Regions from separate parts of the Homo sapiens genome. Here region 2 is linked to region 1. Evidence: chromatin contacts called from ENCODE Hi-C data. All regions are on one chromosome and are shown on one strand. Each heading gives the region's core, a stretch centred on a gene start or an enhancer-like site at or near the end of the contact. The rest is flanking DNA. Distances are from core to core; before and after follow the strand shown. Region 1 overlaps PARD3 (par-3 family cell polarity regulator). Region 2 holds the start of CCNY (cyclin Y).

Region 1 (2,781 bases), core at 16-2,515:
TCTGCCAAAGCCAAGGAGACAATGGGTGTTCACAGATTCGAAGTCCAACCAACCCAGACCTTGACTACACTGGGGTCCACACTTCCCACTAACAACTTTATCTCTGCAACCACAGAAATTACTGGAAATGTCTTAATGCCCCAAGAACTGGAAGCCACTCTGACAATAAAATCACTTTCATACACCAGTCCCCACAGACCATGGTAATAAGGAGACATGACAGCAAATACAAAGAAAAGCCATTGCTTAGACATCTAAAATCAGTTATGTCTTTCAATACCAGTCCAAGAAAGAGAAACAGAAACTCAAACACTGACCACATTAGTGTTTATGGTGAAACACAACTCTGATTAGACAATTAACATCCAGGCTGCCTAAAACTAAAAGCAAGCTTCATAAACAAACCACTAATAAGCTGTTGCTTCTTCTTTGGAAAGAGAAGGTTATTTATAAATTGCTGCCACCTAAAAACTGACCTGATTCAGTACTGTCAGACAGCGAAGTACACTTAGGCAAGTGGCAAATGACAAGGGAAAAAAATCACCTCACAAAGTGTGACACTTCATCCTAAGTGTAATAAATGAACAAAACAGAATATTGCACAAGACTGTGAATTGTTTAGCCGAGATCCGCCACTGCACTCCAGCCTGGGTGACAAGAGCGAGACTCCGTCTCAAAAATAAATAAATAAATAAAATGTAATCTTTATAGTTTCCCACTCATAAAAAGTAATACTGAAGAAAAACCTCTGAATTCGGTAAGTTAGGGTTCCTAGCATCAAATATTCCATGTGAGATCTTAAAAACAACAGGAACATCAAGAAATCAGAGCACCTAGCACGTATGACCACTCTGGGAGACACTGGCTCAACTGCCTCTGTCCCTAATGCAAATTTACCAGCTGAAATCCTTCAGAGATACATTCGCTGATAAACAGGCTACAATAGGTGTAGAAAGATGTGGGTAATGACTGACTAGATTGCAACCTGTCTGAATCATAGAAATTGAAAGAAAATAAGCTTTGCCAAGACACAGAAGCCAAGATTTCAAGCACTTTGGGACATGCAGTTCCACTGCTGGGATGTTTATTCAGAGGTGGCTGTAAGTTTCACTTCACTCTTTCAAGTATGTGCTCGGGGGCTGCACACCAACCGAGGGAGTGAAAAGAAAAATCAGATCAATCTTGCATGAAGCACTTGGTGAGGAGTGGAGGCCAGACGAGCTGGGCAGAAAGAATGAAGTACAGGAAGAGTCACCGGGACAGGAGCCTTCTAGGAAGAAGAGGCTGCAGAAACGCAGGGGTGAGGCGCCGCTCCGGCAGGGCACCAATGATCCAAGTAGGAGATCATGCTGAGTTTCTTCTCCTTCTCATTGTGAGAAAGCAAACACACAGTTTCTTCTAGACCTGGAACACCAACCGTGACTTGCAAACACAATGACACAGATTCATGATGCCTTGTCCACAATTCCAAAATCAAATGACTCTCAAAATGAAAAATTTTTCATAAGTTTGTTAGAAGTACATTTGGTGGCAAAAGCAACTCTGAACCAATCCAAGATTATTTGTAGTATTTATTTACTTGGTGAATATTCACATTTTGCTACAGAAATACCAAAATTTTGACTACAGGGTCCTGCCTCAGACATCACAGGAGGTGTTACATCTTATGACACATATTCCATATTACCTGCCTAAAATCTGAACAACTCAGTATTCTAACATCCAGCCATAATGATTTTAGGTAAAGTATTGTGGTGCTCCCAGATGCTGGAGCCAGTGAAGACTAGCTCATGAGGACTCTTAAGTTTTCAGGAATTTTGCAAGCCAGTTATTACCACCTTCATCATTTAAAAATTAAGATATATAAACTTACAGTTAAATAAATTAAAAAGCAGAGTAATAAATAAGTAAAACTCAGCCAGGCGCAGTGGCTCACGCCTGTATTTCCAGCACTTTGGGAAGCCAAGGCGGGCAGATCACCTAAGGTCAGGAGTTTGAGACCAACATGGCAAAACCCCCTCTCTACTAAAAATACAAAAATTAGCCAGGTGTGGTGGCGGGCACCTGTAATCCCAGCTACTCTGAAGGCTTAGGCAGGGAGAATCGCTTGAACCTGGGAGGCAGAGGTTGCAGTGAGCCGAGATCACGACACTGCACTCCAGTTTCGGTGACACAGCGAGACTCCGTCTCAAAAAGAAAGTAAAACTTCCTATCATCTGTGTTGCATTTTACTACTCTGTGTGGCCTTGGATTGTCCTAGGTCTGCTGTATCTACACAGTGGAAACACTATGTAAAAGTGTATGATGGTGTGTTTTCCAACTCCACACTCAGGGACATCCCATTGGCTTCCTGAAATAGGCCAGGGCGGGAGTGTGTACACCAAAGAAATTGGCAAACACTACAAATCAGTCCCCACTCCTTCAGCCTCAGCTGAGAGTGGTTGTGAAACATTTTACTAACACACTGTCACTTTAAGCTCTCTTGAAACCATACGCGACTACCTTCCAGATCTTCCTATTTCAAAAAGGAGTTCTAGAAAACCACACCAAGTGTGCAGGGCGGAATGGGGAGTCAGAGTCCCTGGAACAGAAGCCTCAGGAGCCACCGTGTCCTTTCCCAGGGTCGTGGCCCTCAGCTGCAGGCAGCTCTAAGGCTTCTTCATGCTGCCTGCCTCCTGCTTCCCAGGACATTCAATTACAGGTTATGCTGTCAAACAACAGCACGCATTAGAGCAGGATTGCTCTGCTGCATCCCCAGGACCTAGAACAGTGTCTTGCACA
Region 2 (2,700 bases), core at 179-2,678, 800 kb after region 1:
AAGACTCTCCTCAAGACTCCTTCAGTAAATATTTGGAAAAAGGGTGGGAAGTTTGTTTCTGCCACCTTATATTCTTCCCAATAAAGGCAAGAAAAGTCAGGGATGGCTGGCATTGTGGGCGTCGGGAGGGAATGCGAACCAACATTTACTCTACTTCTCTCCCAGCCAGGCATGTTCACATACCTTGATCTTAGTCAACTGGCCTAAGTTAACTTGTTCCCAACATGACAAAACCCGATGGCATTCTAAAAGCAAAGCAAAGCAAAGCAAGGGCAGTCGATGAGTTGTGTTAACTTAGTTTTCTATCTCATGTTAACCTCCAAGGAACTCAAAACAACTCCACAGCGAATTCAATATTAAAATAGCTCTGGGACCCCAAGATTTATTTCACAGCTTAAAGCAAGGTCACTATCAAGTCCTCGGCAAAGCTCAAAATACAATAGAAAACTCCCAAATCAAGCCCCAGCTTATTTAAATGCTTAGAAAAAAAAAATAGCCAGGTGCCGTGGCTCATGCCCGTAATCCCATGGGAGGAGTCCAGACGGGAGGATTCCTTGAAGACAGGAGTTCGATACCAGCCCGGGTTACGAAGCGAGATCCCATCTCTACAAAAAGTTAACACACACACACACACACATTCACCACCTTAGCCTGGCTTAGTGGCGGGCGCCCGTGTTACAAAGGGAGATCCCATCTCTACAAAAAGTTAACACACATACACACCCTACCTTAGCCTGGCGTAGTGGCGGGAGCCTGTAGTCCTCGCTACTTTGGAGACACACACACACACACACACCCGTAGTCCTCGCTACTTTGGAGACACACACACACACACACACACACACACCTTAGCCAGGCGTGGTGGCGCGCGCCTGTAGTACCGGCTACTTTGGAGGCTGAGGCGGGAGAATCGCTTCAGCCTAGGAGTTCGAGGCTGCAGTGAGCCGAGATTGCGCCACTGCCCTCCAGCCTGGGCGACAGAGCGAAATCATACCTCTAAAAAAATAAATTAGAAAAATAAAAAGACAAAAAGAGCCAGCCCGGTTTCGGAGAGGCAGGTGCAGCCTCAGCGCCCTGGGCCTGCGTCCCCGACCGGGCCCTGGCTGCGCTCCCGCCCGCTGCGGGCCCCGGGGACGCACCTCGCATCCCGCGCTGGGCCCCGTTCCGTCCAGCCCGGGGGAGTGGAGGAGGCAGAGGCCGGGTGGGGAAGGGCCTCCAGAAACCGAGCTCCCGACGACGTCTCCCGCGACCCCAGTGCCCGAGAGAGGAGCGGCCCCCGGGAGCGATCCCACAACCGCGCGGGGCTGCGCCGCCCCGAACCTCCCCGCGGCCGCCGATCTGCTTCCAGGGCAGAGGGAAGGGGCGGTGACGGGGCGGGGCGGGGGCTGCGGCGAGGGCGGGCGCCGCTGGCGAGGGAGGGCCGCCAGCATCCTCCCTGGCCGCGCCGCACCGCGCCGCGAGGAGTCCGGGGGCTGCGCCCACGCCCGCTGCCCGCCCGCTCGTCGGCTAGTCCCGCCGTCCGGCGCGGACACGCGTGCCCCCGGCTTGAACCGGAACCTCTTGCCGAGGCGGCCGCCGTCGCCGCAGCCGCCGGGGAAGCGGACACCAACTGGGGAAGCGCGGGGGGGAGGCGGCCTGCGCGGCGCCGCCCGCCATGGCCGCGGCGGGGTGAGGTAGGCGCGGCGGCCGCAGTCGCGCGGACCCGAGCGCTCCTCCGCCGCGGATAGGCCGGCCGAGGGGGAGCCGGGGCCGTCGCCCGCTCGTCGCCGCCGCCGCCGCCGCCGCCCATGGCGAGGCCCCGCCGCCGCCGCCGCTGCTGACCCGGCGGCCGGCCGCCGTTCCGCCCCCTCCCGTGGCGGCGAGCGGGCGGGCCTCCCCACACGCCCCCGCCGCCCGCGCCCCGCGTCCACCCGCGCCCCGCTCCCGGGGACTGGGAGAACAGGATAGCAGCAGGAGTCGGGGGGCCGCCGAAGATGGGGAACACTACCTCGTGCTGCGTGTCGTCCAGTCCCAAGCTCCGGAGGAATGCCCACTCCCGGCTGGAGTCCTACCGGCCAGACACGGACCTGAGCCGCGAGGACACGGGCTGCAACCTGCAGCACATCAGCGACCGGGAGAACATAGACGGTGAGTGCGGCCCGCCGAGCCCCCTACCCGCCCCCGCGGCAACAGTCGCACAGCCAACGTCGGGGCGGCCCGGCTGCTCTTGCTTGCCCAGCCGGTCTCGGCGACCCGTGCATAACCGGGGCTTCGCCCGCGCAGCCTAGGCGCCCGGGGCCCCGCAGCCTCTGGGCGTACCCCTCGCTGGTTACCCCCAAGTGAGCGGCCGCGGAAACTTTGCAGGCCCGCGGCATCGAGCACGGCGGGCCTAGGGCGGGTGTGTGCGCGTGGGTCGCGAGGTGACAGGAGCCGGCCCTCGTCCTTAATGGAGCGGCCAGAGCTGGGTGGGGGCGGCCCGGGAGCTCGGGGTTCCCGGCACTACCTGAATGCAGCCCGAAGCCAAGTTGTGCACGCGTTTGTCCTATAAAAGCGAAGTGAGTGGATTCCCATTTTGGAATCCCGGTGTCTCCAACCTCGAGTTGGAGAACCATGTTGAGTCAGTTCCCCGGAACCTTACAAATGGACTCCACTTCCCCCGTTCCCATTCTACCGTTTTTTTTAAAAAATGATTTTTTTGAGTGGCGGTTCCAGGATTAGTCA

Evidence for each region. Hi-C counts contacts between places; a loop is a spot of excess contacts on that map. Pooled maps may share reads with other maps.
Region 2: a loop to region 1 is called in a map with no recorded cell type, with 8 times the contacts of the local background. The contact joins the promoter of CCNY here to the enhancer-like site in region 1. A Hi-C loop is called at or near these places in 3 of 37 single-sample maps with no recorded cell type and 4 of 50 pooled maps.

Annotation. Positions count from the first base shown.
Region 1 is chr10:34,537,471-34,540,251 of GRCh38, forward strand. The region is part of intron 2 of PARD3 (par-3 family cell polarity regulator); the gene reads right to left. Among named protein-coding and RNA genes, the nearest start is that of PARD3, 280 kb to the right of the region's middle. RefSeq lists an enhancer at 2,410-2,699. Within about 2 kb of position 1,266, at least 8 of the 41 ENCODE cell types and tissues checked have a DNase peak (open chromatin) inside an H3K27ac peak, as active enhancers do.
Region 2 is chr10:35,335,081-35,337,780 of GRCh38, forward strand. It overlaps CCNY (cyclin Y), which reads left to right and starts at 1,429. Exons shown (of 10, transcript NM_145012.6): 1 at 1,429-2,127. The coding sequence starts at 1,974. CCNY-AS1 (CCNY antisense RNA 1) reads right to left here and starts at 1,344. Exons shown (of 4, transcript NR_186477.1): 1 at 1,140-1,344; 2 at 848-996. RefSeq lists a silencer at 1,055-1,794.